Linked DNA regions of Homo sapiens: region 1 is linked to region 2. A link is a loop called in an ENCODE intact Hi-C map of the cell type or tissue named here. Cell type or tissue: endothelial cell of umbilical vein. All regions are shown on one strand.

The links. A loop is a pair of places that touch in the nucleus more often than their neighbours do. Peaks named below come from ENCODE experiments on the same cell type or tissue, not always from the same donor. Only the 100,000 strongest peaks of a DNase experiment are listed, where the experiment ranks them.
Region 1: a loop joins it to region 2, with 7 times the contacts of the local background. A loop is called at or near these places in 1 of 110 quality-filtered maps.

The regions. Positions count from the first base shown.
Region 1 is chr1:209,883,293-209,887,292 of GRCh38, forward strand. No RefSeq gene overlaps it. Among named protein-coding and RNA genes, the nearest start is that of SYT14, 53 kb to the right of the region's middle. In endothelial cell of umbilical vein, no CTCF peak of the experiment used is centred here; DNase peaks (open chromatin) are centred at 129, 1,029 and 1,559; H3K27ac peaks cover 2,157 bases; H3K27me3 peaks cover 146 bases.
Region 2 is chr1:209,767,269-209,771,268 of GRCh38, forward strand. The region is part of intron 8 of TRAF3IP3 (TRAF3 interacting protein 3); the gene reads left to right. Among named protein-coding and RNA genes, the nearest start is that of TRAF3IP3, 13 kb to the left of the region's middle. RefSeq lists enhancers at 2,128-2,177, 2,188-2,437. In endothelial cell of umbilical vein, no CTCF peak of the experiment used is centred here; a DNase peak (open chromatin) is centred at 2,273; H3K27ac peaks cover 1,164 bases.

The sequences.
Region 1 (4,000 bases), 120 kb after region 2:
CACAATTCAGCCAGAACCCAGGGTACTCCAAACCACTTTGTGATCCTCCATCTCTGTAGGCTACAGTTTATAAAACACTTCTATCTCCATGATTTCATGTGATTCCCAGAGTGACTCATGAGGTTTCAGACCTCTCCATCCTCAGACAGACCCTGTCACATGCCTCTGAAAATGCTTTAGTTGTTGCCATGTGGATGGACACTCAGAAAATACTTTAAAAAAAAAAAATCTAAACTGCTTGCTTTAGTGGTTTTGTGTAAAATGCAACCAGAGAGAGAGAGAGAGAGAGGTCCTTGGCAGATAGGTTTAACTCAAATCACTGAGCAGGAAAATATCTGGGAATCTGGCCTGGTTTGAGAAAAAGAGCCAGCTTTTTTAGCTGACTAGAGAGCAGCTTAAAAAGGAAAAAAATGAAAGGAAGGAAACTAATGAGGCATCTCTTTCCTCACAGATAATGTGGGATGCTCACCCAGTGGTTTGCAGTGGCTACAGCATCTGTTACACTTCAGTGACAACCAAAATGCCTTGGAGATAAGACAACAATTATGAGACCTGCTTGAGAAGAAATGAAAGAAAACCCAATCGCAGCCAAATAGCACTGCCATCTATTAACAAATTATTACAGGCTGAAGCAGTCTTTAATGAGATTTTAACAAAAGAAATCCAGTCTTGTTCCTCTGGGGCAAAGAGATTTTATCATCATGTGAATGGTTAAGCAGGTAAGAGGACCTCCCTTGGAGCACCAATAAAGAGAAAATGTGTGAGCCCTGTGTTCTCCCTCTCCAAGGAGCTCTAACTCCCAGTCAAGATGAAAACATATTGGAGAAAGGACCCAAATAATACTGTTCCAGAGAAAGTTTTAGTTTAGTAAGTGGCCTGATGAGACAAGTGAGTATTCAAAAAAGCTGTATTAGACCTTTGTGTTGTGATTCCAATCCTTTGTGCTTTTGGTTATCCTAAAGGACATTGTGACATTCTCAAGAGATTCTTAAGTCAAAGGGTATAGTGGCAACATTAATCTGGAGGAACAATGAAGCTAGCTAGAGTCAGGACGTGCCTGCCCATGATCTTGTAGACCCACTGGGGTTTCAGAAGAGAAACTGATATGAGTCTAATGTTGTTAGTTCAAAGGAGGAAAGAAAAATTGGTTGCATGGAGTGAGTCAGAGGGAGGGAGGAAAATATGCAGTCCAAGGAAGTCGGTGAGAAGCCCGCTCAGATGCACTAGACTGTCTTGCATGAATTGGGTTTTTCTTTTTGCTTCTCCCACCCCTTTCATTGATCCACTACGTGAACACTTATAGGCAGCCAATAATATCAGGAGAAATATAGCCATTTTGATACTAATATTTCTGTTACCCAGGAATTTGCTTTATTTGCAATATGAGCCTCCAATGCCTGATTAAAGGAAACTGAGGACTAACCTGGGTGATCCAAGAATTCCTAGACTGTTAAATAGTGTAGTTTCTTTAGAAAGGGACTCTGGACCTCCTCCTGGGAGGAGCCTTAGAAGGGCAGTGAGGCTAGGGTGAGTAAGCAGGCTCCCCACGTGAGGGTGAGTCAGGGAGACTGATTCCTTAGCAGCTGGGGCACTGTGTAAGACTACGTCACCTTCTGTGGCAGAAGAACAACCACAATCACTATGTGTTATGCTGGTTATATTCCCCTTGAGACCAATGGCAGACACTGGCTGTTAAAATATTTAGTGTCTGATAATGTATGATTAATGGGTAAGGAGTAGAGTAGCACTTCTTTTAATGGCTCACACTGTAGGAAAGAGATTTAATAGAATTGAAGATGAACTTAGAATGACATAGAAGATAAATCTCAGGAACGTACATCTTTGGGACAGATAGCTCATTTTGTTAGAATATAGTGCTATTATTGTTATTAGCTAACATTTATTAAGCACTGACTAAGTGCCAGGAGCTGCTTCAAGTGTTTTACGTATGTTAACTTAATGCTTCTTGTGCTGTGATAATGAGCCAGTATTTGTTTTTTAAATTTCCAATGTGTCATGGACAAATGCTTTTGTGGAATTCAATAAAAATAAATTACTACAAAAGTGAAAAAAAAATTAAAACATGCAAAATTCAAGCTCAATTTTTTCCTTTTTTAACTATTAGCTGTAAGAGACATCAAATTGTCAAAATGCTATAAAAGTTTCTAAATCCTTACTCTTAGTTGCTATACGTATCTCCCCGTAGACTAGTAACAAACCTTCACCAACTGGCGCAAGTCTACGAACTCTGTTGAAGAGCACTGTATTAACTCATTTAAACCCTCCTAAAAGTTCATGACGTCATTAATATTTTCATTCTACAGATGAGGAAACTGAGGCACAAAACAGTTATCTTGCTACTGAGGCCAGTCAATTAGTTTTGCAAAGAGAAAAATATCTATTTCATGGTCACAGAAGAGTACCCCAACTAGTCACTGAAAAATTAAGAGTAGCATAAGAAAAGCAAGCCTTAATGAGAAAGTATGAATGGAGTTTTATTATCCAGGCTTCTGTGGAAAAACCAGGAAAGGCATAGGCCATACTGGTGACATTTTGGGAGTGTCACCGTTGCTATATTGGGCAATAGGATGAAGTGTCTTAAGACTGTGGCTTGAGGGCTAGACTTTCTGGGTTAGTTTTCTTGCTTGGCCACCTACTTCCTATGCGCAGTTGTTAGTTTCTATCTGAAAGGATGGTTGGGAGGATTAACTGTGTTGTATATGTAAAGTATTTTTTAAAAATGCCTGGCACATAGTAAGTGGTTTATAAGTGTTATTGTATTTGCATATGAAAAACCACCCATTGCAAAAATTTCAGATTCCTTAAATGCCTCCATCTATAGTGGTTTGACTTCTGATTAAACAAGCCTATCCTCCCTGCCTTAAACTAGAGCCCCTGGTAAAACTCAGCAGTGCTGCAGTGGTCACTGCCAGACCTCAGGTACAGAGCAACGTTTGGGGCTGGATAATTATTTTTCTTGAGGAGGGGGTGGTTACTGTGTGCATTGTATGATAGCAGCATTCCTGGTCTTTACCCACTAGATGCCAGTATTATCCCCTTCCAGCTGTGACAACCAAAAATGTCTTCAGTCATTGCCAAATGTCCCCTGAGAGGCAAAATTGCCCCCAGTTGAGAACCACTGATACAGAGAAAAGAGAATATTGATAACAGTCTCTTATATTTTCATAGCTTTTCAGTGTAAAAAGGCTTCTGCATGTTTTAACTCAGTTGGGAAAAAGAAAAAGAGGAAAAAGATAAAATAGATCAGAAGAAAAAAGAGAAGGGAATAGGGGAGGGAGAAGGAAGGGAGAGAATGCAGAGTGCAAAGAGATGAAGTGGAGCAGACACGCAAAAAACAAAGGAATGAACAAACAGGTGTGTGAGTTTGTGTGATCGCCCATGAGCGCATCTACACCTGCAAATCCTCCCAGCACCTCCCATTCAACATGTTCAAAACTGAACTCAGCAGGTTGTAGATAAGGAAGGAAGCTGATGTCCATGGCGGTCTAAGGTGTGACCTTGGGCAGATTCTTCTCAGTCTAGTTTCCTTGATTGTAAAATGAAGATAATACCACGTGCCTTAATGGACTGTGTGAGCTGGCATGGAGCTGACCTATCACAGTGTGCTCTTGCCCATCCTTTTCCCTCCTCCTTGTCTCATGCCAGTAAGTTAAGGGCTAGGTTCTGGCACTCTTCCTCCTTCACAGCACTGCCTCCCGGACAGAGGTCCTGTCCCTCACTAGCACCCAGTGCTTCTGTCCATTTGATGCCACCATTCCATTCCTCTTCCCACTGCCCCAATTCATGGCCAGCCCTCAACACCGCACATCTAATGTCCTGTGGGAGCCTCCTAGTAGTTGGACTTCCTGGCTCCAAGCTCTCCCCACGCCAATCCAGATTCAGGTTCTAAAACAGCACTGGGATCAAGTCACTCTAATTTTTTAAAAAACTGTTCACTGGCTCCCCAGCATAAAATCTAAACTTCTTCACCTATCATTAA
Region 2 (4,000 bases):
GAGTAAGAATGGAACTATGCTTTATTGAGGTATAAAGTCCTACACTTAGCAATGTCTGGCTCATCCTTAGAAGGTATGCAATTACTATCTGAGGAAATGACTTGTGAATGATCAGATCTGTGTCTTAAAAAGTTCTGTAATTTCCAACTGGATGCAGTGTCTCACACCTGTAATCCCAACACTTTGGGGGGCCAAGGCAGAAGGATCACTTGAGTGATCAAGACCAGCCTGGGCAACATAGTGAGACCTCATCTCTATTAAAAATAAAAAAATTAGCCATGCATGGTGGTACACACCTATAGTCACAGCTACTTGGGAGGCTGAGGCAGGAGGATCGCTTGAGCCCAGGAGGTCCAGGCTGCACCACTGTACTCCTGCATGGGGTAACAGAGCAAGACCCTGTCTTGAAAAAAAAAAAAGAGGGGGGAGGGTTCAAGGATTATCTAACTTGTAGCAATAAGAACCCTGGCTCCAAGCAGGGGTTGGGGGAGTTGAGACTCTTGTAATATCCCAGGTAAGACACAACCAGAGCTTGAATCAAAGCAAGCTTTGTGGGAATGAGGGGGGATATATTAAGAGACATTTCTGGGTTTGTCTCCAAGGAGGAGTTTCACCCCATGCTCCAGCCCAAGAGCAGAAGTTCCCTTGGTTGTGGTTTCCTCCCTCCCTTCTTCTCACCCCTCCCAATCCTCACCCTTCTCTTCTTTGTCCCTCCTCCCCACCAACCCCCTAGCTTCCAGTTTTAAAGAAAAACAGTCTCAGACTTTTTCAGTTAACAGCTATTGTTTCCCCTAAAATAAGGTAATTCAACTCTCTATCTCTTCCATGAAAGCCTCAACTCCAATAAAAGTATAGCCCCAAACTGTGGTATCTGGGAAAAATAATTGGAAGAAAGTGGCCAGAACTGGTTCAGACCTTTATTTTTGCCATTTGACCTTCATAAATTTGAATTTCCAACTTCACATGCTGAGAACTTACCACAAACTCCCTATTAGAATCCCAAGGATCAGCTCCCTCCGCTGGCTTCACCTCCGGATGTCTCTGGGCCTTTTGGATACCATAGGCTCTGGGGCACTATTGAGACTCCTGAGGAGGGTCCAACCTTCAGGGCAGAAACAGCTCTACTAGCAGAGAAAGCAAGCTTTCAATATTGTGCAATACAAAAACGAGAGCAGGGCAGCCTTGGGTTTGAAGATCTGCGTCCTGGAATTAAGATCTTGAGATGACAGCGCAGCGGGGATTGGCTGAAGCCCTAAGCAACCTCTACTAGAGCAGAGAGATGAGCTGTGGGCTGGTGCTTCTGTGGTGAGGTGGTGGTGTTTCTGGAGAGCAGATCAGAGGCAGGGGAAAACCACGCAGAAGCAGGAGCTGAAGACCTCAGACCGGCACCAGGTGTGTATGGCCTCCGCCTTGCTCCTCTCTTCACTGGGGTTTATATGCCCTCTGAGCCCTCGGCTCCCGGGGTCTAACTGCCTAGAATGTCAGCAGTAGGCCTGTAAAAAGTGCTTCTTCCCACATACTGTAACACTGGGCTTCAGTGTGGGGGACCCTGGGGCTCAGACCAGGAAACTACATGCCCGATTTGCAACAACTTGGCTGCGACTTTTATGACGTTTTGGGGAGTCCAGAAAAGCAGAGCTGTGGAAAGAGGTTTCATTCAAGCTCCAGACTTGGGTGGCCCTTCATCCCCACTGAAGTGGCTATGGTAAATTGTCTTCCGTTGCAACACGAATGGAAAAGTAATTTGGGGTTGGGCCAATACAAAAACAGTTGAAAGAGGCAAAATATTGGATTAAAGCCATACTATGGAATGGGGAGAGAGGAGGTACCCCAAAAGGGTAGGAGACTGGGAAAATTTTAAGAATATTGCCTTAGGCCTGCTATATTCCCAAAATACAGCAAGATAAACCTTAAATTTGGTAGGTTTGATTGCATTCTGCATAGAAAGAGTTTGGGCAAAGGCAAATGTGTGGAACCGAAGATGTGAACCAGAGGAGGTAGGTGTAGAGCCAGTTGATTTCAGGACCTGTGGATTGACAATGAACAGGCCACAGTGGAATGCAGCCGTTTTACCAGTTACTTCAAAGCTCAAACAGTAGAAGTCTTTGTCCACGTCTTCCATCGGTCCCAAAGCCCTCTGCTTATTGTAGATGCCAAATCCCTGACTCTCTGCTCTCCCTCACATGAGACGTTAGGAAAAACATTAATAGCAGGAGGCACTTTAAAAAATTATTTTTGGCAACACTTTTTGCTTTTGCAAGCCCCAGCTGAGTAACACAGGAAGCTGAAAGGGTGGGGGCACCCCCTGGCTCCCATGGTTAGAAGAATAAGCCAAACAAGATCAAAACAGGAGCTGCGAGATACCACTTCCTGCCTCTCCCAGGCACCCTGAAACTCACTGAGGGAGGCGGACCTCAAAGCCGAGCCCCCTCCTCTACCCCCAGACCATTACAAACCGGAAATGTTATAAGAGATGGAAATGTCCAGGCCATCTGGCTGAGAGAGCCCATGGCGTCTCGGGCCTAAAGAGAGGTGGAATTTCAAGACCTCACAAGCGTCCCACTTGGCCTGGTTGGAAAAAGCCAGAGAAAAGATAGGAAAACCGGTCACTGCCCTTTCTCTGGAAAACTTGCTCTCATTGATGGCTCCTCCGCCCCCTCCCCTACACAGATACACCCTACACAAAACTCCAGGCTGGAAGAACAAAACCCCTACCTGGGCAAAAGGGGCAAGTCTACAAAGGGAGGGGACAAAAAAGTGGCAGGGAAGCTGTAGCTACTAAGCTGAAATACTGAAAAACCGAGAAACAGATTGGCTCTTCATGCCGGCCTTGCTCCCCTCTCGCCCTTGAGATTAGCATCTTTCTTGGAATGTCGAAAATACCATTAGACAGCCCCAGCTTATGAATAAATAGAATGTGACTTTCTGGGAAGCTCCCTTACACCCCCTGCCGCCCTCACTCTGCTTTAATATCTCTCCGTTTCTTGCTTTCTTAAAGAAGTTCTCATCTTGAGTCTAGTATGTACGTGTGCATGTGGAAATGTATGTATGCAGGTGGAGGTGTGTGTGTGGAGATGGAAGTGTGTATGTCCAGATGGAATTGTGCGTGTGCATGTGGAGGTGTGTGTGTGCAGGTGGAGGTGTGTGTGTGCATGTGGAGGTGTGTGTGTGCAGGTGGAGGTATGTGTGTGCATGTGGAGGTGTGTGTGTGCATGTGGAAGTGTGCGTGTGCATGTGAAAGTATGTGTGTGCAGGTGGAAGTGTGCGTGTGCAGGTGGAGGTGTGTGTGTCCAGGTAGAATGTGTGTGCATGTGGAGGTGTATCTGTGCATGTGGAGGTGTGTGTGCAGCTGGAAGTTGTGTGCAGGTGGAGGTGCACATGTGCATGTGAAGGTGTGTGTGTGCATATGGAGGTGTGTGTGTGCATGTGGAGGTGTGTGTGTGCAGGTGGAGGTGTGCGTGTGCAGGTGGAGGTGTGCGTGTGCAGGTGGAGGTGTGCGTGTGCCTATGGAGGTGTGTGTGTGTGCATATGGAGGTGTGTGTGTGCAGGTGGAGGTGTGTGTCTATATAGAAGTGTGTGTGTGCATGTGAAAGTGTGTGTGTGCCATGTGGAGGTGTGCGTGTGCAGGTGAAGGTGTGCGTGTGCAGGTGAAGGTGTGCGTGTGCAGGTGGAGGTGTGCGTGTGCATGTGGAGGGGTGCGTGTGCATGTGGAGGTGTGTGTGTGCAGGTGGAGGTGTGCGTGTGCATGTGGATGTGTGTGTGTGCTCAGGTGGAAGTGTGCGTGTGCATGTGGAGGTGTGTGTGCAGGTGGAGGTGTGTGTGTGCAGGTGGAAGTGTGCATGCATGTGGAAGTGTGCGTGTGCATATGGATGTGTGTGCATGTGAAGGTTGTGTGCATGTGGAGGTGTGCGTGCGCATGTGGAGGTGTGCGTGTTCATGTGAAGGTGTGTGTGTGCATGTGAAGGTATGTGTGTGCAGGTGGAGGTGTGTGTCCCTACGG